Regions from separate parts of the Homo sapiens genome. Here region 2 is linked to region 1. Evidence: chromatin loops called from intact Hi-C (ENCODE). Cell type or tissue: heart left ventricle. All regions are shown on one strand. Each heading gives the region's core, and the rest is flanking DNA. Links, peaks and the distances in the headings are about the cores only. Region 1 holds the start of CYB561D2 (cytochrome b561 family member D2). Region 2 holds the start of PCBP4 (poly(rC) binding protein 4).

The links. Hi-C counts contacts between places; a loop is a spot of excess contacts. Peaks named below come from ENCODE experiments on the same cell type or tissue, not always from the same donor. Only the 100,000 strongest peaks of a DNase experiment are listed, where the experiment ranks them.
Region 2: it touches region 1 in a loop (5-fold over the local background); 2 of 110 quality-filtered maps call a loop at or near these places.

What each region holds. Positions count from the first base shown.
Region 1 is chr3:50,348,583-50,364,113 of GRCh38, forward strand. It overlaps CYB561D2 (cytochrome b561 family member D2), which reads left to right and starts at 2,280. Exons shown (of 4, transcript NM_001291284.2): 1 at 2,280-2,402; 2 at 2,827-2,978; 3 at 3,427-3,464; 4 at 4,659-5,487. The coding sequence starts at 2,852. The coding sequence ends at 5,162. TMEM115 (transmembrane protein 115) reads right to left here and starts at 10,939. Exons shown (of 2, transcript NM_007024.5): 1 at 9,631-10,939; 2 at 6,168-6,965. The coding sequence starts at 10,481. The coding sequence ends at 6,761. LOC127898564 (CYB561D2-LOC101928965) reads left to right here and starts at 2,280. Exons shown (of 5, transcript NR_183066.1): 1 at 2,280-2,402; 2 at 2,827-2,978; 3 at 9,536-10,094. NPRL2 (NPR2 like, GATOR1 complex subunit) reads right to left here and starts at 2,193. Exons shown (of 11, transcript NM_006545.5): 1 at 1,993-2,193; 2 at 1,349-1,440; 3 at 1,083-1,251; 4 at 804-912; 5 at 292-428; 6 at 103-200. The coding sequence starts at 2,070. It also overlaps CACNA2D2. RefSeq lists enhancers at 2,235-2,454, 10,242-11,132, 10,859-11,158. In heart left ventricle, for the core only: a CTCF peak has its summit at 7,786; DNase peaks (open chromatin) are centred at 10,385 and 11,019; H3K4me3 peaks cover 3,674 bases; H3K27ac peaks cover 1,372 bases.
Region 2 is chr3:51,962,332-51,974,022 of GRCh38, forward strand. It overlaps PCBP4 (poly(rC) binding protein 4), which reads right to left and starts at 5,123. Exons shown (of 14, transcript NM_001174100.2): 1 at 4,995-5,123. It overlaps ABHD14B (abhydrolase domain containing 14B), which reads right to left. Exons shown (of 4, transcript NM_001146314.2): 1 at 11,634-11,691; 2 at 9,129-9,367; 3 at 7,612-7,853; 4 at 6,184-7,274. The coding sequence starts at 9,339. The coding sequence ends at 7,095. RefSeq lists enhancers at 3,402-3,965, 3,966-4,527, 5,654-6,217, 6,218-6,779, 10,907-11,691 and silencers at 4,813-5,082, 5,183-5,292, 5,303-5,582, 5,613-5,692, 11,287-11,436 and 1 more. In heart left ventricle, for the core only: no CTCF peak of the experiment used is centred there; DNase peaks (open chromatin) are centred at 650, 4,296, 5,100 and 5,520; H3K4me3 peaks cover 2,747 bases; H3K27ac peaks cover 3,008 bases.

The DNA of each region.
Region 1 (15,531 bases), core at 3,491-11,490:
TCAGCTTCTGAGGACCATGCCTTCCCAACCCTCACACCCAGGGCCCCTGAGGTCTTCCCTGGCTGGTGACCTTGTCCCAGGTATGACTGTAGGCCCACTCACAGCAGGTTCTGGATAGCAATGCGCACCAGGTTGAGCTCCACATCTGCCTCTGCTGAAATCTTCTGGATGTGGCGGAACCCATCAATGTAGGGCAGGATCTGGGCAGAGTGGGACAAGGTCAGAAGAAACAGGATGAGGCCAGGGCTGTGGCCAGCCCCAGGTGATGATACCCAGGGAGGGATGGCATACTTGTTGTGTAGTGAGGTCCCACTGTGAGTTGAAGAAATCCTCCTTGTCTTTGGTAAAGACAGGTACATCATACTCCTGGGCCACCGGAGGGTCTGGCCGCTGCTCAATCACCTTCAAGTGGATGGTGTTGGACTCATCTGCAGGGGGCCCCATCCATATCCTCAGTGCCACTTCTTCCAAGAGGTCCTCAATTACCATCCAGGCCTCCCAGCATCCCTTGGGGCAAGCAGGTGCCTCTGGGTAGGGCTAATCTTTCTCTTTTTATGGAGTGAGAAACGGAGGCCCACAAAGGGGAAGGAATTGCCCAAGGGGCAGAGCTGGAGAGCTCTGCTTTCCCCCTACCCCCAGTCCCAGCTCCATCATGCATTGGACCCTGGACATGGGCACCTCAGCCCATGGCTATTTCCTGCCCACCAATGTGTTCATGAGTCTTGCCCTTCTCCCTGACTAGCTGGGTTCACTTTCCCATCTCTCCTCTACCCCTCTGCTGTCCTTGCAGAGGCTGGCCATACCAATGGGCAGAGTGCACCGGCCTGAGGCATTTAGCTCCTCCAGCAAGATGGTCATGATGGGCACCAACTTCTGCTTGCTCTCCTCCATGGACACGAAGCTGCTCTCTAGCTAGACAGAGCATGGAAAGCATGGTGGGCACATCCCAGGACCCCTGGCTGGTTGGCTGCCCTGAGTCCTGAGCTGGTTTGCAGGGTCCCAGGTTTGGGGGACTTTGGAGACATGGGAACACCTTCCCCAACTCTGCCTGTCGGTAAACCCAAGCCCATCTCATTGCAGACCTCTAGTGTGGTCAGATAGCCAGCCAGCTTTTTAACAATGGGCTCGAGGGCGCAGGTCTTGGCCTGGGCATCACACACGAAGCCCAGGTTGAAGAGGAGAGCATTGCGGCTGTACTTCTTGTGTTCGATGCACACAGGACAGCCGATCAGCTTCTTTTCCATAGCTGTGCTGGATAATTGGAACACAGTCAGGCCCCCAAGCCTGTCCCTTCCTCCTCCTGGGACAACCCCTGCCACCCACCGCTCACCCCGAGCTAGGGTCTCACACAGTGATAAGCTTGTTCTGCAGCTCTGGCTTGGTGATGATGTACACTTGGACTGTGTCAAACAGCTCTCGGGAGATGAAGTCTTCAGGGACCTGGGGAGGGGAGTGGCAATGGGCCCCTCAGTGGACATCTGTACTGGGTGTAGTACAAATGGTGACCTCCTCATGCCCCCCAAGCCCAAGTCCTCTTCTCCAGCGTTCCCCTCTCTCCCATCCACTCAGGCCTATTACTTCTTTCTGTTTCCAAACATACGCTATGATCTCACCTCCTTCCTGGCTTCTGCATATGCTGTTCCCTCTACCTGGAACACTTTCTCCTGCCTTACCTAAACTTCCTATGCATCATTTACTCTTCACTCAGTTCAGGGATACTCATGGGTCACCCAACTCACCTTCTGTGGGACCTGGAACCCCCCAACCGGATCCCTACAGCCCGATATCCTACAAACACTGCCAATGTGACGTATGTCTTCCCTGCCACATTGGGAGCCGGGGGCCTGGGTCTGACTATCCTCTAGCCTCACAGTTGTCTGCGAATGAAGCAGCATGCCTGCGTGCAGCACGGGAAACTACTGCCTTCAGGCAGCCAGTTGAGCTCTCGAGAACGTCCCTCTTCCCGCCCAGTCCCGCGAGCCCGGGTGGCACCTGATAGGTGATCTTGGGTCCCAGCGTGGGGTGGAACTCGCTGAAGAATATGCATTCGATGCGGCAGCCGCTGCCCATGGCAATAACCGGGCCCAGGCCCGTAGCTCCTCGTTCCTCGCGCAGAGGCGTCCCCACCTCCTGTGAACACTTGTCAGAGACAGCCTCGAGGCCTGTGTCGCTGGGGCACGCAAGCTTGCCAATCCCTCTGCCCAATGGCGCCTGCGCAGCGCGACTCAGAGGCGTGGCTGGGGCGGGGGACGGCTCGTCCCAGGAAGTCCTGGGTGGGTAGACGTCGCACCCGGAAGTAAAGCGGCTCCGTGACGGAGCGGCGGTGCGCGCGGCAGGGCCCGGAGTATCCCGCTTTCTTTGGAGGAAACCACCGCATCAGATCTGCGCTGCGGCAGAGGCAGGCAAGTCCCTAGCGTGGAGGGGCAGCATGCTGGCAGCACTTGGGGAGGCGGTGCGCTAAGGGATTCACGCTGTAACTGGGACCGCAGCAGGGAACTACAATTTCCATAGTGCTCCGCGCCCTCCCAGCTGGCTCTACTGCCGGCGACGGCGTGGTACACGCTGGGATTTGTAGTCTTACATGGCTTTGCGCCTCCTACCTGGAAGGCGGGCCAGCGATTGGTACCAGTTCAGACATGGGTACACGTTGACAGGCCGCCGGCCGTCGACTGGCATGTTGTGACCATTCCTGGTGCTGGTCTTGGTACTGTTCTTTCCTACCATAACTTATTGGAAGAGGGTGGCATTCCTGCCTTGCAGCCTTTTCTCCAGTGAGGAGTGAACAGTGGGCACCTGAGATCCTGGCCCACGCTACTATGCTTTCAGGCTACAACCACTAGCACGGCTGACGATGGCCCTTTCTGCGGAGACCGAGTCACACATCTACCGAGCTCTGCGTACTGCTTCTGGCGCTGCCGCCCACCTTGTGGCCCTGGGCTTTACCATCTTTGTGGCTGTGCTTGCCAGGCCTGGCTCCAGTAAGTAGAATTCATAGCTGACTTCTGGGAAGGGAAGGGCCACTGTTCCTGGGGAGGAAGGGCAGTGGGACTTCCGGGAACAGGCCTGGCTGGTTGAGGGAATTCTGTGCTGGAGCGATGAGTGAGGTGGAGCAGGTAGGTATGGCCAGGGCACACAGAATTCCTGGTTTGTCTTTCCTTCTCTGGGTGCTCCATTTGGCTGCCTCTCAGGAGGTGTAAGGGAAGGAGGGAGGACTGCCAGAGGAGTGGCAAAGCATGGCCTCTGATCCAGGAAGAGGCCAGGAAGAGAGGATAGGTGTGGGGTCAGCTTGTTGCAGAGCAAGAAGGGGCTCACAGTTTGGCAGCACCTCCTTGGGTGATGGGCTGCTGGTATTCCTCAACCCTTAAGGATTGGTATGGCTGGTTTCTTCTTGCCTCAGCCCCATGAGGCCTCCTCTTCTCATTCCAGGCCTGTTCTCCTGGCACCCGGTGCTTATGTCTTTGGCTGTAAGTAGTGGGCCTGGGCAGTTCTTAGGGGTGGGAGCATGGGCATGGTTGGTGGCCCTGGCAGCCTCTGAATCTTTGTCCACATTTAATATCTGTTTGGAAGAGTTGCATGCTCCAACTACTCCTGCCCATGGTATATATTTCAGACTTGAGGCTGGGCACGGTGGCTCATGCCTGTAATCCCAGCACTTAGAGGCCGAGGCGGGCACATCACCTGAGGTCAGGAGATCGAGACCATCTTGGCCAACATGGTGAAACCCCGTCTCTACTAAAAATACAAAAAATTAGCCGGGCATGGTGGCACGCGCCTGTAGTCCCAGCTACTCGGGAGGCTGAGGCAGGAGAATCGCATGAACCCAGGAGACGGAGGTTGCAGTGAGCCAAGATTGCGCCACTGCACTCTAACCTCTAACCTAGGCGACAGAGCGAGGCTCTGTCCCAAAAAAAAAAAAAAACCCAAAAACAAAAAAACCCCCCAAAAAACCAAAAATTAGCTGGGTGTGGTGGCAGGTGCCTGTAATCCCAGTTACTCAGGAGCCTGAGGCAGGAGAATTGCTTGAACCCGGAAGGCGGAGATTGCAGTGAGCCGAGATCAGGCCACTGCACTCCAGCCTGGGTGACAGAGAGAGACTATCTCCAAAAAAAAAAAAAAAAAAAAAAAGAGACTTGAATCAGAGTAATGAAGACCCAGGACCCAGGTCAAATGGGTAAGATTTGTCTAAGCACAATGAGGCTTCACCCACCTCTAGGCAGAAAGCTGAGACATTGCATTTGGATGTACCTCTGTCCCTTTTTACTTTAATTTCTGGTGATGCACCTAACTTTCCCTGAAACAGTGCACCCATGTGGCCAGCTCTTGCCAAGAAATTGTATCCAGCCCCACGTTAGGGAAACAAAGCTTGTGAATCATTTATAACTGCCACATCTCAAACCCTGTGTTTGCTTGGTAACATACGACAGATGACATTTCAGACTGGCACCTAGGAGGAAGTGTGGAGATTATTCAGGGCACATATATCATCCCAGATGGGGTTTTCCACTCTTGCCCCACCAAATGGATAGTCTTGTCAGTGGGGAGAGAAAGAAAAAGGGGAATCAGCCCAGACTCACTGGCAGCTAAGGGTTACATAAAGCCCTCTTCTCCTCTTCTGGGGCAGCACCCTCACTTGAGCTTCCCATCCCCTGTTTCCTCAGTTCTCCTTCCTGATGACCGAGGCACTACTGGTGTTTTCTCCTGAGAGTTCGCTGCTGCACTCCCTCTCACGGAAAGGCCGAGCACGCTGCCACTGGGTGCTGCAGCTGCTGGCCCTGCTGTGTGCACTGCTGGGCCTCGGCCTTGTCATCCTCCACAAAGAGCAGCTTGGCAAAGCCCACCTGGTTACGCGGCATGGGCAGGCAGGGCTGCTGGCTGTGCTGTGGGCAGGGCTGCAGTGCTCAGGTGGGGTGGGGCTGCTCTACCCCAAGCTGCTGCCCCGATGGCCCCTGGCGAAGCTCAAGCTATACCATGCTACTTCTGGGCTGGTGGGCTACCTGCTGGGTAGTGCCAGCCTCTTGCTGGGCATGTGCTCACTCTGGTTCACTGCCTCTGTCACTGGTGCAGCCTGGTACCTGGCTGTATTATGCCCTGTCCTCACCAGCTTGGTCATTATGAACCAGGTGAGCAATGCCTACCTATACCGCAAGAGGATCCAACCATGAGCTCTTCCCAGCCTAGGGGAAGCCTGGATTTGCCCCTCCATGTAGGAGCTGGGCCTAGGGACCTGTTGAACTCTCTCAGCTGAGTCAGGGGACACCTCAGGCACTGGGACAGTTGGGCATTTGGAGGCCCGTGTGTGAATTCCTGCTCCTCATGCTGGAGTGCCTCCCATTTCCTTCCCCTTTCTCTGTCATCCCAGAGGAACATAGGCATCATGTGTCTGGATGAAGCTGGGGCTGCAAGACTGCCTCTCCTGCAAGGCAGCTCATACTTGTACTGTATGTTCAGAAATTTTAGGAGAGAAAAAAGTAAAAAATTTGTAAAAAATGACTGAAAAGATTGATGGGAGAAGCAGCCCAGAGTTGGGGATGGTTCTTGTTAATGCCATCAGCACAGGAAAATGGGCAGCTGGGCAAGATGGGGACCCCCCACCCCCGACCCCTGGCTGCTCCCTGAGGGGCTGAAGCTCTCCTAGCACACAAATCCCCAGGGTCTAGCTGCTGAGCCTCCCAGGCCACTCCGGGCCCTGGCAGGCCCTAGAGCTGTAGCTGTGAATGGTACAGCTGTGTGTCCTTTCTGTCCCCCCAACTGTCTACTGTGCTGGAGTCTCCAGACTGTGGGGGTTAGATACATACAATAACTGGGAGCTGGGGGTGAGTTGTCTCCAGGGGTGGCAAGAACTGAGCATTCTGTCTTAGAGATAAACCATGGGTAAGAACAGCGCCTTATGATGGAGAGGCCCTTATCATCAGATCTAGGCAGGGACAGAAGGCCTCCCAGATTGGGGTTTGGAGGGAAAGAAAAAAGGAGTAAGAGTCTGAGGCAATAGCTCTTGGAAGGCTGCTTGGCAGTGCGCATGTGGTGGTGGTGGTGGCGGTGGTGGGGAGCTGGGGCAATGGGCTTCTTATCCAGCTGGAGTTACCATGGAGACAATCAAGTCCCTGTCTAACATTGCAGTTGAACGTGATGAGGGGGCTGCACAAGGTGGCCTGACAAGAGCCCAGGAGTCATTCCTCAGAGAACTGCTTTATTGATACTGCGAGCCTGGGCTTGGCTGCCCACTCAAGTGGTCCTGTAGAAAATACCTGGGAGCTGGAGCTGTTCTGGTCCAGAAGCAGTCACCGCCACAGCAGAGGGAAACAAATCCTGACAGGAACAGTCTTTCTGGGGATGGGCAGGGATGTGCAGCCCCAGGTCGGCTCCTGCATTTGCTGGGCCCCCAGAACATTTTTGGCAAATCCTTGCCTTGGCTCAGGGCTCTCGGCAACCAGTTTCAGATGTGAGGGCCGGCCCAGGAGCTGTGGCATCAGTGTCCCTGCAGCCACTTGCTTGGGGCTGCCAGCTGATGTACATTCTTACCTCAGATGAGGGCCTGGACTGGCCGATGCCTCAGAGGCTCCGGGCCTGGCATAGTGGTTGTCTGGAGTTGGAACCAGGTAGCAAGAGTCCTGGGTAGTGTTGGCGAGAAACAGCAGAAGGCCATGGAAAGCCCCAGCAGGCCTTCTTCCCTCTCCTCAGAGCAGTCAGGTGCCCTGGAGTAGCTGAGAGGATGTCAAGGGGGGCTTGGGAGGGGAGGTGCCACACTCAAGGTGGTCTGGAGTTACAGCGTCGGGGGAGCTGCCTCGAAGGTGATTAGACTGGATTCTGGGGCAGCCCCCTTCCCTGGGGGTGTGGGAGCTTTGTCTGAGGGCAGGGGGCTGTCCACCTTGGCCCCAGACTCCTCTTCATCATCATCCATGCTGGGCCAGATGGACTGGTCTTCCACTCTCTTCAGCCGCTCATTGAGTGCCTTCAGGGCCAGTTGCCTGGGGCCAGAGGAGAGAGGAAAGGTCACTCTGGGTTTGGCCTTGGCTCATGCCCTCTACCCTTCCGCAGCAGGCTGACTCCTCACCGTACCACCTAGACTCCTCCCCCAGAATCCTATGTTTCCCCTTCACCATGCAGAGCCTGGGACTCCCCAGAGATTGGTTTAGGACCCACTCTGCCATCAGAATGATAACCCAAAGGCTCTAAGAATCTTCCCTCCATAGCTGAGGCACCTCCGGGATGGGAAGGTCAGCTGGGTGTCTGCCAGACTGCCCACGAGGCCAGCCACCAGGAATGGTTCTGAGGGTGGTATCTAAGGGTCAGTGGAACTAGTGCCCTAGGGCAGATGGGTGGAACGGCAAGTTCTGGAGTTTCCAGGAGTTTCTGCCTGGGTGCTGGCATCACATCCAAGGGAAGGGTTATTAATTCTCCCCCTCTCCTGGTTAGGGGTATCTTGAGCCTCCTGGCAAGGGTCAATGGGGAAGGCTGGAATTCAACACCTCCCTTGGCTCTCAGCCCAGGAAGCAGGGCCAACTTGGGTGAGTCTACCCCTCCTAACTGATGCTAATATTCTCCCTCTCAGAAGAACCCCCAAAGCCACCAAGGCCCTTGTTAGAGCAGGGACTTAGCGGAGCCCTTGCAAGAGGAGAAGAAGGAGAAACAGCTCACATGGGTAGGCACAGGCCAGAGCCTACTGCTTCCACAGGGTGGACCCTTAGAGGCCCCACTTTGAGGGCAGGTGGGAAAGTCCAACAGAAGAAGGTTTACACATGTGCTTGGGACCCTGACCCACCAGAAGGTGGAGTGCTGCAGCTGCCAGGGAACCGTTTCAACAGTGACCACTGTGGACTCCTATACCTCAGCCTCTCTGTGCCACCAATGTGGGGACAGCCTGTGTAGCCTTTCAGGTTCCAGCTGAGAACCAAAATCTCCACCATGTCAGGGAACACGACAAGAGAGGCAACAAGGGCACAGGTGTAGAAAGCCCTAGCACGCTTCCCCCCTGCCCGTCAGTCTCACACATGACAAGTTGGTATAGACAGGACAGTCTTTCCCTGCTGCTACCCAGGCTGCCATCCTGATGATGCCCTTGCCAGTTCCATCTAAAGCCTGCCAAGGCAGAGAGCTAGTGTTACGCTAGTCACTTCCTCACAAGGACCAGAGAGACAGATAGGAAACCCTGCCTCCCTCTCCTGGTAGCCCTTTGGAGTTGGGCGTGGCCATGCAGTCAGATGTCAAACTGGCTGGAGGAATAACCGCCACCCCCATGTAAGCTAACAACCATAAGGCTATGCCAAGAACCCGCCTCTTGACCCTCCCTTCCTCCCCACCAACCTGCTTCCCCCCTGTCCATTTTCTTGGGCCTAGGCAGAGGTTTTTGAATGTCCAGCCAACCCTAACATTCCAACACCTCTCAGTGGAGGAGGGGTCCCCACTGGCCTGGCCCCACCTGAATGGCTCTGAGGGACAGCTCAATTCCTACCAGGCCCAGCTCACCTGGCCCCATCTTTAATACCAGCTAAGGTTAAGAGAGACTTCTGTCCTTAGGGCTTATCACCTATAAAGACCCAAGCTCTAGGGCCCAGAATTATGCCCTGCAGCATGCTGTATATACTTTTCAACACCTACCATACCTTGGGCCATAGTGATCTGTGGCCCTTCCCCAGCTGGAACTCCTTCAAGAAAGGAGTGTGTCCCACACTCAATTCCATAGCCCAGTGGAGAGTAAATACAGGGATAACTGCAGCTAAATTCATAGAGCTTCCTGCCACAACCCCATTCACAGGTGAGCAAAAGCAGGAGCCTTGGCAATGCAAAAGACAAAGCCCGTCCCAGATTTTACTACTCGAGTAATTGCCTCAAAACAGTGAGGAATAATGTTGGAAATGGAGCTGTGGATCTTATGAAGGCTGGGACCACTCTGCTGGCTCCACAGATCTGGGAGAGAGAGTAAGCTGAATTTAAAAAGATCCCTCCTGCCCTGGCCAAAGTGCATTCAGTGAATAATTCAGCTGGGACTCCTGATGCTGTGGATAGCTTGGTTTACAGATAATGAAAGGGTCATCGCCACTCCCTGGTGTCAGCAGGCTCCCTCAGTGGGTCATGTAGCCTGTCCCTGGTTTTGGTGACACATGCTTGCTGGAGACAGAGGTAAATGTGGTAATACCCCAAGCTTCCCTCTCAATAAGTAAGTGGCAGAGAAGCACAGCATCTGAGTTAAAGCCCAGGAAGAGGACACAGCATTTGGAAATTGGAGTGGCCCAGATCACCTTTTGAGGACCCCAGGCCTCCTTCCCTGTCCCTTCCTCACAGGGGAAAGTACCAGCAGGTTGCTTCTGGCTCCCACAGGCCCAATGTCTAGGATTCTGAGATTCTGAGGCAAGGCCAGGGTTCTGTGTCCCTCCACTGGGACTTCACAGCACCAAAGGAAACTGCATTTCTTGAGACTTATTAAGTGGCCCGAGTGGTGAGAAAAGTGCCTCGTGGACCCCAGACACCTAACTGCTGAGTTCCTTAAGGCCAAAGACTGATTTTGTCTTTCCGGATGTGCCCCAATACCTGACTGTAGGTCTCCACCTATGTACAGCGAACACCTCAACAGATGGCATGTGACTCGACCAGTATGCTCCTAGCTTGACAAGATTTTGGAAAATTTCACAGTACCTTCTCCGCTCGGCGTCTTGAGGGTCTGTGCCTGGCAGGCTGATGGTGATGGAGGATGGGGCACCCACATCGTAGCGCTTCACCGTCTTCTGGCATATCTTTACCTTCACCAGGAGGCTGTGCACCAAGTTCGCCAGCAAACCCACCACAGGCTGCAGGATCTCAGGGAAGAAAGTGGCGAAAGCAAAGTGGTCAGCCATGTCCCCTCGGCCCCGGCTATGGCGCTGGTAGAAGCGAAGATATACCCAACTGGAGAGCAGCCCGAAGCCATAGGAAGCCAGCGCCGGGCTCTGGAGCAGCGTGGCGAGCCGCAGCAGGAGCAGCAGCGCCAGCAGCAGCATGGGCATCACACTGACGCGCACCTGGGGCACTCGCAGGACCACACAGTCCCCCATGGTTTGCTTGAGTGCCACCAGGACGCCACCTAGGAAGCCCAAGGCGCCGTGGATACGGACAGTGAACAGGTAGACCAGGTTGAAGGAAGCCATGTAGGTGAGGAGGTAGGCGAAGGCCCCCAGCAGCCCTACAGACACATTCACCACTGAGAAGAAGATGAGCAGCTCCAAGGCCCCCCAGAGGGGCTCCAGCAAACGCCCGGCCACCACCACCGTTGTCAGGCTGATGGCCACGTCCCACACATGCTGCTCCATCAGCCCATGGGTGGCCAGGGTCCAGATCCAGAAGTTGGGAGGAAAGAGGTAGCCCGGGGTGACCGCCAGGCAGCCTGTGTCCACGGCGAAGGAGAGCAGGTAGAGGAATAGTACCGCCGCACACAGAGCCTTCACCACCACGCTGGCGCTGGCCAGAATGGCCCCCAAGTGCTGGCGGGCGCCTGGCAGGGCACGTTGCATCTTCCTGGCGGCTGTCGGCCTGAGAAAAGGGTCTGGTAGGCCAGGGGCCTCCCCGGGGCCTCGTCCTAGTCCGGCCCCGATGGGAGGCCCAGGCCCGGCCTAGTCACTGGCCTATGGCCCTGGTAAAGGATCCGCTTCCGATCGGGTGGGGCTCTGGTCCCGAGGGGCCGAGTCGGGCCTTGTTGCCGGGCCGCAGCGTAGGCCCCTCGCCCGGGACCTGAGGGAAGGCCCTGGACGGCTGCGGCACGCCCGCCTACCCACCCTGTAGGCCCCGTGCCAGGCTAGCCTGGTTGGCGTTGACCTCAGGGCTGGGCCTCCTCCATCCACTGCGAGGCCCTTCGGTTCGCAAGGGGACTGGTGCCTCGTTCTGTACCCGAGTCAAGCCTGGTCAGCTCCCGCTCGGCCTGGCTCCTGGCTTCGACCGTACCTCTTCTCTCGGGGGGCCGACAAACAGGGGTGCTGCGCCTGCGCGTCCCCGGCGGCAGCGGGCTGTCCTCTAAGCGCCTGTCTTCCGGCTCCTCTGCATGCTGGGATACGGAGTCCTTGGTTGCAGCCGGGGAAGAGTTGAACAGGGTTCTGGCTAGAACTACAAGTCCCAGGAGGCCATGAGCACGGACCGGTCCCGTTGTGGTGAGCGCGGGGTGTGCTGGGAGTTGTAGTTCTCAGGGACCGTTTCCGTCGGTTCTCAGGAGGTGGGAAGGGATGAATTAGCATCTCTAACCCCTGAAAGCGGCGGTGAGGGTTCGGGAAGCAACACAGCTCTAGCCCCCACACTTGCTGAATTCCCTAGGAAGAGTAGCTCTATTTGTGCGTGTACCTCTGAGCGAGTGTGTCCTTGTTGGCTGGCGTGTGGGTAGGTGTCACTGTGTGAGAAACAGAACCTCCGTGGTCTGGTGAATGGGACCTGACCCAGGCTGGAACCCTTGCTCTGCCTCGGAGGCTGTGTGGCATTGGTTGGTTAAGTTCCTGAACCTTTTTGAAACTCAGTTTCATGGGCCATAAAATGTAGCTGATGACATGATCTTCCTGTCCTAATAATCAAAGGGGAAAGGGGTGTAAAATGCCAGTCCACCCTGGGTGCTCAGCGAGTGCTGCACATGTTGCCTTTTTTTGTTTGTTTTCTCCCACTTGGAAAAGTTTTTTGTTTGTTATTTCACGTTGCCCTTTTTCCAAGTGAGGTGGACCTGGAGCACGAACCTAGGGCTCCCTCCCGCATAGGGACGAGGCTGGGCAGCCCTCAGTGACCCTCCTCCCCACCAGGGACTTCTGATAACTGCGGAGGATGAGAGGTCTCTCTACAAGCCAGGTCTCTCCACAAGCCTGGGCTAGGCCTGTTCTGGTCCCACTTCACGCCACAGTGACTTCTGACAGGTTGTGTTCTGTGTCTTTTTTTTTTTTTTGTATATGGAGTTACTTTTAAAAAACTGTACATATAGGCTGGGCACGGTGGCTCACGCCTGTAATCCCAGCACTTTGGGAGGCTGAGGCGGGCAGATCACCTGAGGTCGGGAGTTTGAGACCAGCCTGACCAACATGGATAAACCTCATCTCTACTAAAAATACAAAATTAGCCAGGTGTGGTGGCACATGCCTGTAATCCCATCTACTCGGGATGCTGAGGCAGGAGAATCGCTTGAACCCGGGAGGCGGAGGTTGCGGTGAGCCAAGATCATGCCATTGCACTACAGCCTGGGCAACAAGAGCGAAACTTTGTCTCAAAACAAAACAAAAAGCTGTCCATATAATTAAAATAATTCTATGACAAAGTGCTTTTATAAAACACAGGATCCCTTCCTTTCAGCCACTGATTTCAGTGTGTGCTGATGTGTGCATGGCCTACAGGTTAAAAAGGGTGCTGATGCTTTTTTTCTGGGGTCTGGGTTCCCACTGGTTGCCACATCTGGGTAAGGTTGCCAGTTTTAGCAAATCAAAATAAGGATGCTCAGTCAAATTTGAATTCCAGATAAACAATGAGTAATCTTCGAGTATAATCATGTCCCCCTGCCCCCTTTTTTTTTTTTTTTTTTTTTTGAGACAGGGTCTAGCTTTGTCCAAGGCTGGAGTGCAGTGGCACAATCATAGCTCACTGCCACCTCTAACTCCTGGGCTGAAGGGATCCTCCAGCCTCAGCCTCCTGATTAGCTGCGACTACAGGCACACACTACTGTGCCCAGCTAATTTTTAAAATTTTTTTATTTTGTAGAGACATGGGCAGGGGCGGGGTGGCCATCCTACCCAGGCTGATCTCGAACTCGTGAGCTCAAGCGATCCTCCTGCATCAGCCTCCCAAAGTGTTGGGATTACAGGCGTTAGCCACTGTGCCCAGCCCCCAGTTTTTCAGTATAGGTATGTCCCACACAATAGTTGAAACACTTCCATACTAAAAACTCGTTCATGATCTGAAATTCAAAATAGGGTGTTCTGTATTTTATCTTACAACCCTATCCAAGATTGCACGGTCTCTTGCAGGCCATGGGAGCTGTCTTGGGGGTTGTGGATTAGGCATTGCTCTGCAGCCGAACCCTGCAGAGGAGACAGAAAAAGTCTCCATCTTGGCTGAGGCCTCGAAGCCCCTTCATCTATTTAGCATCCAAGCTCCCCAACCCTTGGTGGCCACCTCTTCTCTAAAATCTTTGCTGGTTTTTAGCCTTCTCACCTGGGGGGAAAGGCTTTCTCCTCTTAGTTTGCTCATCTGTGGTATGGGGATACACTAGTACCCACCCCAGAGACTGTGGCGAGGACTCAGCCAGGTCAGTGCGCAGAGAGCAGAGTGTTGGGAGGAGAGAGAGGACTGTGGTGGGAAGGCAGGGACACCTGTGCTCTGGTGGTTACAGGTTATAATTCTCTCCACATGAGAAGATCGCAAAGGTCACACCTTCTAGGGTGAAAATGAACTAGGGCCTAAGCTTGAGAGGATTCACAAAAATGAAGTTTGGCCTATGGCTCCAGTTTAAGCAGCTGCGGCCTCAAGCTCCTGTGGGCCAGGAGGGAGCCGTTGCTGCACTTGTGGTCAGGGCTTCCTGGGCCGTAGGGACACTGGCCAGGTGCTCACTCATAGCTCCCGGCAGAGGCCCTGTCAGGCCCTGGTGGTCTGACCAGACTGCCAGATCCACCTCCCCACTAAACCAGCATCTCTGATCTGTCTTCTTCCCTCCAGGGTCCTGGCTTTCAGGCTCTGGGAGGGTGTTTGTTTTGCTTGTATTTTTTTTTTTTCTGAGACAAGAGTCTCGCTCGGTCATCCAGGCTGGGGTGCGGTGGCGCAATCTTGGCTCACTGCAACCTCCGTCTCCTGGGGTCAAGCAATTATCCTGCCTCAGCCTCCTAAGTAGCTGGGATTACAGGCGCATGCCACCATGCCTGGCTAATTTTTTTGTATTTTTAGTAGAGACGGGGTTTCACCATGTTGGCCAGGCTGGTCTCAAACTCCTGACCTCAAGTGATCTGCCCGCCTCGGCCTCCCAAAATGCTAGATTACAGGCATGAGCCACCGCACCCAGCCTGTCTTGCTTGTTTTTAAAAGACAGCTTTTTGAGATGTTATGAGACAATGTATGTCAAGGGCCTGGCACCTATTATAACTGGTGGAAGCAAGTGCCATGCCCTGTGGTTGACAGGGACCTGGGCTACCATGGTCTTCACCCCCTGCAGAGCACTAAGTGGGACTCTGAGGTCTTGGCCAACTGTCTTCATAGCTACCCAGTCCTCACCCCCAAGCTGATACAGTGGATGGGAACCATTTGAAGTGAAAATATGAACATTATTTAATAACTGATCTTCTGTAATAAACCATTTGAAAATATTTTACAAGGAATCACACACACGATATTTTACAAAGTTTCTTGACTTTTTTGTCGCTGTTGTTTTTCCAACTTGTCTGTACAAAATAGAACAACAAAAAAAGGGCAGAGAAAAGGAAATGGCCCCCCAGTCCCCCAGCCCAAGGTGAGGGGCAGCCAGGTCGGGTGGGTAATGAGAAGGATTAGACCCAGCTGGGGGTTAGACAGCTACCTGATGGGGATTGTTTTGTCTGTTTTTCTGTTTTTTAAACTTAAAATATATATTTTTCTGTATATGTTTATATTCTCCATTGAGCACCTGACTACACTACAGTTACACGCACGCCCCCGAAGGACACAGCTGGCATCCAGGCCGGGTGCACATGGACACCCACCCTGGCACCAGCAGTGGGCATGGACCACACACACACACTGAGAAAGCGACAAGCAACATGACATTAATTAACGAAGCCATTAATTAATGCATCACCCTCCCCCTCCTCCCAGTCCATCTGAGCCCCATCACTATATCCCCTTGCCCTCAGTTCCCCACTGGCCCCCAGGCTGGGATGCCTTTGGGGGAAATGACCAGAATGAATGGTGTGAAGAGCTGTGCCCAGTCCCCACCTGTGTGTGTGTGTGTGTGTGTGTGTTCAGCAAGGGAGGGACAGTTTGGCCTCCTGCAAGCAGGGAGTGTGTGTGTAGGGGTGGGAAGGAGATAGGGAGTGGGCACAGGCCTGAGTGTGTAAGGGCCAGATTGGCGGAAGGATGGCCCAGCCAGGAGAGACAAAGTCACCCCTGCTAAGGCAAAGGGTGATGTCTGGTGGGGGTTCCTCTGCCGAAAGGTGCAGGCAGTGGCATGTGGTCCCACTGGGGGCCTGACACTAGTGAGAAATGGTTACAATGAGCACCTGGAGAGGTGAGGGGGCACTTGGAGGACACTGGTGGCTAGGGGTGGGACAGAGGGTTCTTCACCCCCTGCCCCAGCATTTGGCACTGTTTGACATTCAGCTTTAGAAATGGGAGGACCAGCCAGGCTGCAGCTCAGATTAGAGGCAGGTGGTGAGCAGGAGATGGAGTGTGCAGGTGCCAACCCTCCCACCAACCCCTCGCCCTGTGTAAGGCTTTGTAAGCCCCTACACCCACCCCACCCCATAGTGTGTGTGTTTGTGCGTGTGCCCAGTGGGGTATGTCGAATGTGAGTCCAGTTTCCATCCTCAATGTTCCAGGTGTATATGGGGTAGTGTCTGAACTGGTATCACTGTGACTATCCTG
Region 2 (11,691 bases), core at 627-8,626, 1.6 Mb after region 1:
AGTGGCCAGCCCTCCCCACCCGACCCTTTTTCATGCCCCGACTTAATCCTCAACCTTAATCCTGCTTGGAAATCCCTCTCCTTAGGCGTCTGTCTCCTGCCAAGGCTCAGCCTTGATGGGGAGCTCACTGGGGGACCAGAACCCTATGGGGAAAACAGGGAGTGGGACCAACTGGTGCTAAGTCTGGGCCAAGACCAAGCCCTAACACTGCAAATTCCTCATGCCCAGGAGGGTGTGGGGATGAAGGATGAGTGTGCTGAGCTTGGAACACTCCAGAAGTCTCTGGGCGCCTTCCTCCTCAGCCCCCTGCCCCATCCCAACATGACAGGAAAGGGCATGGAGTTCTGTCCAACGCCCTCTTCTGAACTCCCCTTGCTAGACAGAGCTTGAGCACGGAAGGTGAAAGGGGCTCCCAGCCTGGCTCCTTCTCAGAAGTCCCAGCAAGCCACCGTATGGCATAAGGTCTTTGTTTCCTCACCTATCCAACGGAGGTGACACCCTGCTCCCCTGGGTGCAGCTGCTCCTCCTTCCATTTGAGTTCTGCCACAGGGACTCCAGAGGCTGGAGATGAGCAGTGGATGCAGGGACTGTGCTCTCCGAGCATCCTGGCCAGCCTCATGCTGGCTGCCCTTGCTAGACATTCCCCCAGCTGCCTGCACTTCCCCCATCAAAGCACTTGTGATGACGTGCTTGGTTTCTGCTTCTCTGGACAGCCAAGCCCAGGAGCCCCTTGGAGCAGGAGCCAAGGCTGCTGCCTTCTCCTTATGTCCCCAGGGCTCAGTTCAGAGCCAGGCCAGAGAAGGTGCTCAGAACATACTGAGCTCAGCTGGAACTCAGCTAACATACTGGTTAGCTGAGCAGATGAATTCACTACACAGGAGAACCTGATGCCTGGAGAGGATCAGTAACCTGCCCAAGGTCACAGAGAGGTGGGACACAGTGGGACTAGCATTGCTAGTGTGAGGCTATCCAAAGCCCCATCTGCCTCCCCTTTCAGGCTGCTCCTGTCTGGATCTGTTAGTCCTCTTCCTGGAGGGCGGGCTCCTTCGAAAGTGGGGATTGGGCTTCAGTCGTCTCTGAGACCTTTGCCTAGCTAGAAGACAGGGATCCTATTTGGAAAGGACTGACAACTTGTCCAGAGCCTCGGTCTTAAGTTCCAAAATTTTCTGGGGTTCAAGGACCCCCTTGGGATGGTAACCAGTGGGAGACCTGACATTGTCCCCAAACCATCTCCACATGACCTCTTGTGGCTCCAGGAAAAATGGGGCAGGAGGGCTGGAACATGGCCAGAACTAGAGCTTCTGCCATGAAAAGATGCCTGGGTCTCCAGCAGAGACCCACCGCCCCAAGTCCAGTGGGTAACTTTGGCCAGGTCTTCACCTGACCTAAACCCACCTGTATTGTGTTTAGGGGCTGGGGGTAGGGAGAGAGTTGCTGGTCTATCTGCGCCCTTCCTGGTCTGAGAGACTCTCAAGGTCTTTCCCATCTTTAGGCAAGAACAAGGGGTTCTGACCCATGTCTTCCAAATTATTCTCCTAGGGCCCAAGGAACGAGCAGCCCCATGAGGCATCACTGGCTCCCCCTGCCCTCAGTGGGGCTCTAGGGAGTCATTTGCTGCTCCAGCCGGGTGGGCCCTGGGTCTTTGCCGGGCCACCCACGTGGCAGCCACACAACATGCCACAGTGACCTCCAGCTCACCTCCGCGGGTGCCCAGCCCCCTCTGGTCAGCAGGGCTCCCTGGCAGGGCATACCAAGCTCACACCAGGCCTCTGACCTCGGGCATTCCCTCCTGACTCCCAGGCCCCCTCCCCAGCCCCAGTGCCCACTCCTCCTGTCCCTGGCTTTCTGCCACTCAGGCTGGAGGAGGCGGGGGGGTGACAGCTGTGTAAGCGATGGTGGCTGCCCCCTTCCTGCCCCTCCCCCCCAGCTGTCTCTCTCCCATGACAGCTGCCCAATCAAAGGGCTGGGGGCTTAGCCAGCTCACCCCACATGCAGGGATCAAGTGTCCACCCTGCCTTTGTTCTGGAGCAAGAACAATCCGGGGGAGGGGAGGGCTCCTGGGGCCAGGCGATTCAAGTAGACTGGCCCGCCCCTTGGGGGATTCCCTCCGCTCTGCTGGCCAGAATGTCTGGACCAGCTAGGGCCTGTGGACCCACCTGGGCTTCACTCTCCATCTCACATCCCCCCACATCCTCTCAGCACCCCCAGCTCCCCACCTAGCAGCCCCCTTCTCCTATTCCCACTCCCAAAGCAGCCATGCTAGCCACACCCAGTGATGCTGGGGAATGGCTCGGAGCATCCAGGGAGGCAGGGTGTGGTGGGGGTGGACCCTGGGCCACAGCACGTCTGCATCGAGGGCTCCTAACTCTCCTGCCCAATCCCTTCTCTGGAGATGCTCACTCTCCTAACTAGCCAGGCCTTCATAAGAACTGCCCCAGCATCTTGGACACATGTGCCCAGCCTCTTGGCCTCCCAGCCTCCCGGGATAGCCAATCATCTACAGTTGGGAGAGGAGGAGGGGAGTGGGAAGCCTCAGGTGAGCATCCTGGGGTCCACAAGTTCCAGCCTCTGGCTTCTTGATTCAGATCTGCCACATAGACAAAGTGCCAGGAAGGGAAAGGCAGCTCTGACAAGTTGGCAGGTGCCAGAAATGCTACAGCTTCCATACACCATCATTAGGCAGCCCCCAGGAGTCTTCGGAACCAAGGGAAACCAAGTCAAGCCCGGGCCCAGGCTGGGCTCCAGGAGAAAGGCCACAGCCTCATGGTACCCATCCCCTCACTCTCTCATCTACATTGAGAAAGGCCTCTAGCTTCCAATCTCCATGCTGAAAACTGTATGCTTACTCTGCTGCTCAACAGCCACCCATGGCTGCCCAGTCCCCAAAGAATAAAGCCTGAACTCCACAGACAGGCCATCAAGGACCTTCATGATCCAGCCCCTGTCTCTCTTGTCTCATCTCCACCCCATCCTTCACACATGCCAGGCTGCAGAACACACTTAGCACCTCCAGCCCTTCGGGCCTTTCTCCAGGCTTACCTCAGCTCAAAACGCCCATCCTCCCCACTCTCTGTCAAAATCCTTCTCAAACGCCACCTCCTCTGTGAAGCCCTCCGCAGGCTTCCAAGTCAGATGTGATCACTCAGGCCTCTGTGCCCCTCAAAGATGTTGCTGCAACTCAAAGAAGTCCCCGCTGGGCATTTCTGAGCCTGTCTTTCCACTATACACAGAGCTCCAGAAAGAGGAAATTTGAGACAAGACCAGGGTCAGTGTGCAGGGAGAAGAGTTAAGGTTCATGGGGCCTGGGGACATTTGGAACCAAAGATGGGGCTGAGGGTCCCGGAGGAGTAATGAGAGTAGAGTGAGAAGACCCAGACATGAGGGCCAGCCACATGGGCAGAGGTAGGACCTGCCTGGACAGGATTCCTGGTTCCTTTCTCAGCATCCCCAGCCCTACTCCTGCCGTTTTACCAGGACTAGGAGCTCCCTAGGTATGCTGCTGGGGTGGGGGATTTGGGCTGTGCTTTAGGTTTTCAGAGGGTGGGAGCAGAGTGGGTCTCCTCATGGAAGAGGGGGACTGGAAGAAGGGCTGGGGGGTGGGGTACGTTTCACAGAGTCGAGTTGGGCTCAGCCTGTCACAGCTGGAAAGGTCTTACCAATCACAAGAGGGGCTCGCGGCCCAGAGAGGAAGGGAAATGTTTGTAAGGCTACATGGGAGACAACTGGCAGAGCTGGAGAACCCAGGGGTCTACCTGTGCAGCTCAGAGCTCTTTCCTCAAGATGTCAGCGCCACTGGGCAATGGTGATGGAGGCTGGAGGGGCAGCAGTGATGGGAGTAGGGAGGGTGGACAGCCTGTCTGGGGACACAGGGTGGGGCAAGCCAGCCTCCTCGTGGCCTGGGCCTGCCAGGGTGTGTGGGCTGCCTGCTCCCAGCCCCCCACCCTGAGCATGCAAGAAGAACAATCCCCTTGTGTTTGGGCAGCCTGAGCCTGCATGCTGATGAAGGCTAGGGGGTGGGGGCTGGGATGGGGGTGCCCTGGAGGTTGAGGGGGCTCCAGGACCTGGGAAGACCAGGGGATTTTTTCAGATGGGGAAAGAATAGGGTCCCAGGTACTGGTCCTGAGGCAATGAGGGTGACCCAGGGAACAGGGAGGGCAGGAGCTCAGCTCCTAGGGAGTTCATGGATTGTAAGAGCCTTTGTGGCGGAAGGCAAGCCCCTGGGGACACATGTCCTGCTGGTTCAGCACGAACATGAGCATCCTGGGCTTGGTGGGGAGAAAGGAATGCAACTGGCCCTGGGTGCATCATCACCTTGGAGACCACTCCCCTGGGTGCTGGGGCCGGGTGGGGCACTGGGTGCCACAGGTCTCAAGATGGCGGGCCAGGGATAGGGGAGAGAGGAGGCGGGCACCTCCCTCTCCTGGCCAGGCAGGCATGAGGGCCAGGCTGAAGTGAGTAGCAGAGCCTCCCACCCCCACCCCCCAGGACCCCAGCCAAGAAGCTAGGTCAGAGCTGAAGGGCTGAAGAGCTATGGGGCAAGAGGGACCACTCTGAGCCCCCAGCTGTCATCTCCATACACCCCTGGCCTGGAGGTCTGTATCTGGCTCCCCCAACGACTGCGGAGGATGGGAAGGAGTGTGTGCCCAGCCAGGAGCTACAGGGGAGTGGCAAGTGAGGGCAGAGATGGAGCAGAACCAGAACCCAGGGCAGGAGTCAGAGAGAGGAGCAGGCGCAAAGGACAGAAACAGCGAGTGGGATGGGGGCCTCAAATCTGGGATCTAAGGTCCAGGAAGCCCCTCCCTGGTGCCAAGGGCGCCTCTGGCAGACCAGCGCCTCCCACCTGTGCAGGCCTCAGCGGTGTGGGACAGAGAACGTGTTCCTCGCAGTCTCACAAACCTGCGACCCCAACCGAGGGATCTGGGCGCGGGCTCCCTGCCCCCGGGCGAACCCCCAAACTTCGCGGCCCGCCGTGCCCCGCCCGGCCCGCGCCCTACCTCGCTGGGGCTGTCCTGCGGCGGCGGCGGCGGCGGCACGGCGGCTGGGCCGCTCAGTCCCACATTGTCCCCGGGAGAGGCGGCCGCTCACAACTGCGAGTGACATCAGCTGCGAACAATGAGGGGTTTGACAGGCGCGGAGCCCGGCCGGCCCGGAGCCCGGCTCCGCGCCCCCCCCCCACCCCCCGGCCCGCCCGGCCCGGCCCCTCCCCGCCCCCTCCCCGGATCCGATTACAGAGCGGCGGGCCCGCCCCAGCCGCCCCAGTGCCGCAGCCGCCCGCCCCGCCCCGCGCGCCGCGGTGCGCCCCGAGCGGCGGCCGCTTCCTGGAGGGCTCGGGCGACCCTTCCCCTGCCACTCCCAGAGCCCCACGGGTTGGGGGTAGGGGCGTCCGGCCTGAAGCCCGGTCCCCAGCCACGGCCTTCCCCGCACCGCCCGCGCTGCGCCCGGCTCCAAGCCCCTCCGCTCCCGCCAGGCCAGTCCTTCCGGCCCGGGCCGCCCGCCCGGCGCCTCTGCCGAGCCCCCTGCACCCCCATCCCCGCCTTGGCCCCGCCAGCCCCGGCTCCGCCTCGCTCCCGGCCCGCGTCCCTCCGAGCTCCGGCTGGGACCCTGCGCCCCGCCTAGCTCCCGGCTCTGCTCGCTGCGCGCCATCCTCCGCTCGGGCTTGCGCCCACCAAGACCCGCTCTCCTCGGCCACCCACAGCTGCATGGCCCGGCCCTCGTCCGCGCAGGACAGGCTGGAGGAGGGGCCTGAGAGCCGTGTGGCCCTGTGCACCCGATCCTGTGATAACCCCAAATCTACCCCCGGAATTCCTTTTGGGGATAGGGTCGCAAGGAACGGGCTCCGTTGAGTCTTTTACTGGGGAAGGGATACTAGTGGGGGTGATGAACTGTTCTCAAGTCCGCTGGGCACCCCCCGCCCTCGGGGAAGCAACTATTCCTTCCCCCCCACTCCTCCATAATCGGCTCAGCCTGGTCCCACTGACCTCCACCTCCCCCCACAGCTGAGTCTCTTGGCACCTGGGTATGTGTGGGTGGGGAGGGGAATCCAATCTCCCTTCCTCTCCATCTGGCCTGGTGGACAAAGGGCAGGGGGACCATCTGGTCCCGCCGGGGTGGGGGAGGGGCCCACAGTGTTGGTCCCAGGGGTGGGGGAGGGGCGGCGCTCTTTAGAAGCAGGAGCCGGTGGGGTCTAATTGCATCACTTTATTTCACCGACCTCCACTCTGGCTCCCACCCCACAAGCCTCAGAGCAGGAAACAAGCTTGGCTGAGATGCCTCAGGCCTGGTAACCTGAGGTGTAGAGCACCCAGAAGGAAGGGTAAAAGCAGGGGGCAAAGCGGTGGCCCTCCCTTTCTGGGGGTCACTTCTGGGCTGGGGCCAGCTGAAACCTGTGTCCAAGTAGCTTTCAGGGCTGGCCACACCCTAAGCCTTGCAAAAGGGCCTCCTGCAAGGGCTGGCCCATGGGGTCCCCACCTTCCCAGCCAGTGAGGTTAGCATGGTTAGGAGTCCACATGTGTGCAAGTGCTTGTGTGGAGGCTCATGTATGCATGTGTGTATATGCAAAGCTGCACATGACAATGTGCATGCCAGTCCAGAGTTAGATGTACCTATGCAGTTGCCCTCAAGCGAAGGGTCATATTTGGAAACAAGGATGGCTCTAAACATGTAAGCGTGCATGTGGGCATGTATGTATCTGGGGCCTAAGGAGGTGGGGAAGTGGGTGTTGGGGTAAGGGCTGGCCTTCAGGGCATTTGCAGAAGGAGGAGTGGGTGGGAGGGAAAGGCTGGGCAGAGCAGGGGAAGGAGTGAAAGCCAGGCAGGAAAGTGGAAGAACAGGAGAAGCTCATGTAATGGATTACCCTCCACAGGATTATGTTCCTTGATTCCTGAGAGTTTTTTCTCTTGATTTTACCCCCTCAGTCTATCACTGCAAGAGAAAGAGGTAGAAAAGACAAACAGACCACAAAAGACAAGAACCCAGACATATAGACAGACGCACCTGTTGCATGTGCATGAGCCAGAGCCTGGGAGAGAAGAGAGAGCGTGCAAGAGAGAGCTCAGAGCAGGCAGGCAGCCCACCCCCTGCAGCAGTGCTGGGCTTCACTGGAGCCCCTGCAGGAAGTCCAGCAGCCCTGTATGCCACTCCTCTGGTTTGTCCAGGTAACAGGGGTGCCCCGCCCCCTTCATGATCAGCACCCGGTGGTTGGGCAGCTGCTTCAGGTGCTCAAAGCTGGTCTGACCCATGGGGTCCTGGTCTCCATATACAATCAGAGCTGGAGTCTGAGAGGAAGGATAGGGGGGTGGGGCAGAGTCAACAGGGACCTGCCATAGCATCCCCAGCCCTCCCCACTTCAGTCTCTTCCTGGGACCACCCCATATGAGGGAGAGAGACAAGCTGGCCCAGTGGGTGGGGGCACAGATTGGTGTCTGCCCCAGAACACAGTTTAGCACAGGGCTTGGCACAGTAGTCTGCTGAGTAAACCAAAAGGGTGGAGTTGGGTGGTCAGCTCCTCCCAGAAGACACCCCTTGATTATCCAGCCCCCAGATGAGGAAAGCCCAGGGATGCACCCTTCCTTGCTCCTGGCAGGGGCACCTCAGCTTCCCACACAAGGGTACCTTCACACTGGCATAGTTGGCAGCATTGATTTTGTCAGTGCAGATGGGGGCCACTGGCACAAAGCCCGGGAGCTGGGAGCCAGGGGCCGTGAGGAAGGGCAGGGAGTACATGCCACTCAGTGATGGACTGATCACAACCGGGGGGCCCAGCTCCAAGGCATCCACCACAGCCGCCAGGAAGCTGCCAGGGGCCAGCTCCCCAATAGGGGCAGGGGCTGCTGCTTCCTTGGAGTGCCCCAGACCTGCAGGGATTCAGGTGTGAAAGAGACAAGACAAGGGCAGTGAATGGCAAAACAAGGGAGATGGTTGCTCTCTCCAGGAAGCCCTCCTAGGTCAGTTTCTCTGTGGCCAGGTTCCTGTAACACCCAGTGTGCCCACGTTTATTCCTACAGTAGCCTCATTCTATCTTATCGTGCCAAGCATGAGGCACTTCTCTCCACGTCTGTGCCTGTCTCCCCAGCAGTAAGTGTCCTGGAGAGAATCAGGCTCTGAAGCCCAAGAAGTCTGGGTCCAGAACCCAATTCTGCATTTATTGTCTATGTGACCTTGGGTAGGTCCCCCTCAGTCCTCTCTCAGCTGCTCAGTTTCCCCATCTGTTAAAGGGGGATAACAAAAGTATCTGCCATTTAAGATTGTTGTGAAAATTAACTGTGTGAAAGGCACCTGGCCCTGGATTGGGACAAGAGAGGCTCCTGAAGGACAGCAGCTGAGGGGTCGGTTCTGCAGCTCCTCCTCCAGTCATTCAGGCTTCACCAACAAGATTAGCTCCAGACCTTCACCCTGAAGCTCAAGCCAACCCACCATTGGAATCAATCCTGCCTGGGCAGGAGGCTCGCCCTTGAGCCCTGAAACCATACCATCCCTGGCCTGAGGGGGTGGGGCCAGCCATGCTGCTCCTTTCACACCTGGCACCGAGGGTTGGGACCCAGCCATCTGGGTTATGACAGGCAGTCTGGGCACTGATCCCATCTACCCTAGAACCCAGCTCAGGGCTTTGCATGTGGGATCACAAGTGGGGGCCTGGCCACCCACCAGGCCCTGCCTTGTCCCCCAGAAGACTCAGGTCTCACTCCTTAGGGCTTCCAAAAGCCTATGGTTATTATTCAGTCAAAATACTTTACTTCCAATTGGCTGAGCACCGATTACTCTGTGTCAGGTACTAGCCACATACTCACATGGATTATCTCATTCCATTCTCATTAGAGCGAGCCCAAAACATGAGTGTGGTTATCTCCCATTGCAGATGAGGAAACAGAGGCTCAGAGACACTGAGACAATGCCCAGGTAACAGTGAGGAGCAGCTGGGCGGTGAGGACCACATCTGGATCAAGACTGCTCAGAGGCCCTTGCAGTGTGCTTGACCAAACGCTGTCAAGTTCAGGGCCCAGCCTGGCTGGGTCCTCCAGATCCCACCGCCCCCACCCCTGGAGTGGGGAGGGGCTACATGTTATAGGAACCTGGCCCTGTCCCTAATGAGACCTCCCCAAACCCTGCCCAGAAGCCTGCCCCTTAAGTACCTGGCAGGTCAATGGCCACAGCCCGGTAGCCAGCCTGGGCCAGCCTGTGCAGTGTACCCAGGTTCTGCCAGGTCTCGGAGGAGAAGCGAATACCATGCAGCAGCAGTACAGAGAAGCGAGCCTGCCCACTGCCGGGCAGGGCCTCTCGGAAGAAGAGGGCCTGGCCCTGCACCTGGATGGTGCCCTCGCGCTGCTCCACGCTTGCTGCCATGCCTGCTGCTGCTGTGCTGGTGAAGGGCCTGTGGTTCAAAACCACGATGATGAGGGGCCACAGAACACCCTGCCCAGGGTGGCAGTCCCAGAGGAGCAGCAAGGAAGCCTCCAGGAGGTTTCCAGAACTTTAAGAACATGCCTTGGGGTCAGGAGGACATAGGTGTTATTTCTGCCTCTGCCATTTACTTTAGTGTGTAACCTGGGGCCTCAGCTTCTTGATCTGAAATATGGGAACAATAAAGCCAACTTCAAGAATTAGCAATTTAATTAAAAGTTTAAGAAAAATTATCGGCCAGGCATGGTGGCTCACGCCTGTAATCCCAGCACTTTGGGAGGCCGAGGCGGGTGGATCACCTGAGGTCAGGAGTTCAAGACCACCCTGGCCAACATGGTGGAACCCCGTCTCTACTAAAAAGAAAAAAAAATTAGCCAGGTGTGGTGGCACGTGCCTGTAGTCCCAGCTACTCAGCAGGAGAATCGCTTGAACCCGGGAGGCAGAGGTTGCAGTGAGCCGAGATCGTGCCACTGTGCTCCAGCCTGGGTGACAGAGTGAGACTCGGTCACAAAAAAAAAAAAAAAAAAGAGCCAGCTGATGGTCACATGTAACTCTCATTAGGCCAGGCGCGGTGGCACACGCCTGTAATCCCAGCATTTTGGGAGGCCGAGGCGGGCGGATCACCTGAGGTCAGGAGTTCGAGATCTCCCTGATGAACATGCAGAAAGAAACCCCATCTCTACTCAAAATACAAAATTAGCCAGCTGTGGTGGCACACGCCTGTAATCCCAACTACTTGGGAAGCTAAGGCAGTAGAATTGCTTGCACCCAGGAGGCAGAGGTTGCAGTGAGCCGAGAACGCGCCATTGCACTCCAGACTGGGCAACAAGAGAAAAACTCCATCTCAAAAAAACAAAAAACAGAAAAATTATCAGTGGGGGTGCCTGCTGTAAAACCTCAATATGTGGTGGGGCTCCATTACAATTACTGTTCTTATTCTCATCGTTATTATCCTTTTCTATAAATGGGGATAATTCAATAGTACTAGCTCATAGGTGGTTGATAGGATTAAATAAGGCCATGCATGTACCATGCCTAGCACGTAGTAAGGGCTCAGTGCTCAATCAACGGTAAGTTACAGGTCATGAGTTGTCAATGCAGGCCAGAGGGAGCCCAAATTGGGGTAAAAAGCCCATTTTATTTTATTTTATTCTATTTATTTATTTTGGGACAGAGTTTCACTCTTGTTGCCCAGAATGGAGTGCAGTGGCATGATCTCGGCTCACTGCAACCTCCACCTCCTGGGTTCAAGCGATTCTCCTGCCTCAGCCTCCCGAGTAGCTGGGTTTACAGGCGTGCGTCACCATGCCTGGCTAATTTTTTTTTTTTTTTTTTTGAGACGGAGTCTCGCTCTGTCGCCCAGGCTGGAGTGCAATGGCACATCTCCGCTCACTGCAAGCTCCGCCTCCCGGGTTCACGCCATTCTCCTGCCTCAGCCTCCCGGGTAGCTGGGACTACAGGCACGCGCCACCACGCCCGGCTAATTTTTTGTTTTTTTTTTTTTAGTACAGACGGGGTTTCGCCGTGTTAGCCAGGGTGGTCTCGATCTCCTGACCTCGTGATCCGCCCGCCTCAGCCTCCCAAAGTGCTGGGATTACAGGCGTGAGCCACCGTGCACGGCCTAATTTTTATATTTTTAGTAGAAACGGGGTTTCATCATGTTGGCCGAGCTGGTCCGGAACTCCTGACCTCAAGTGATCCACCCACCTTGGCCTCCCAAAGTGCTGGGATTACAGGCGTGAGCCACCGCGCCGGAACTAAAAGCCCATTTTCTTCGGTTTTTTTTTTTTTCTTTTTTTTTTTTTTAAGAGAAGATGTCTCGCTCTGTCGTCCAGGCTGGAGTGCAGTGGCGCAATCATGGATCACTGCAGCCTTGACCTTCCTGGGCTCAAGTGATCCTCCCGGCTCACCCCCAGTAGCTGGAACCACAGGCGCGCTTCCACACCGGAAAGCCCATTTTCTAGAGGCGGAAACCGAAGCGCCCAGTGGGAAAGGCGACCCGCCGGGGATGCGGGGTGCTCAACGCGCTGCCACCTGGGGCCCAACGCGTTGACCTCGCGGTCAGGTTGCTTCCGCGGACTACGGTTCTGGCTCGCTAGCTCTGGAAGGGAGCACCGGGAGGGAATGGTGGCAACTCCCAAGGAGGGGACCCAGGGATCCGAGAAAGGAAGACTTGGGGTAGGTGGGGTTGGATTTTGACTGGAGAGAAGAAAGGGTCAGGAGTGCAGGGCGGGTACCTGGGGAGCTGCGTGGACTCGCGCAGACGGGAAGCAGGCGCGTGCTGGCGGTGACCTG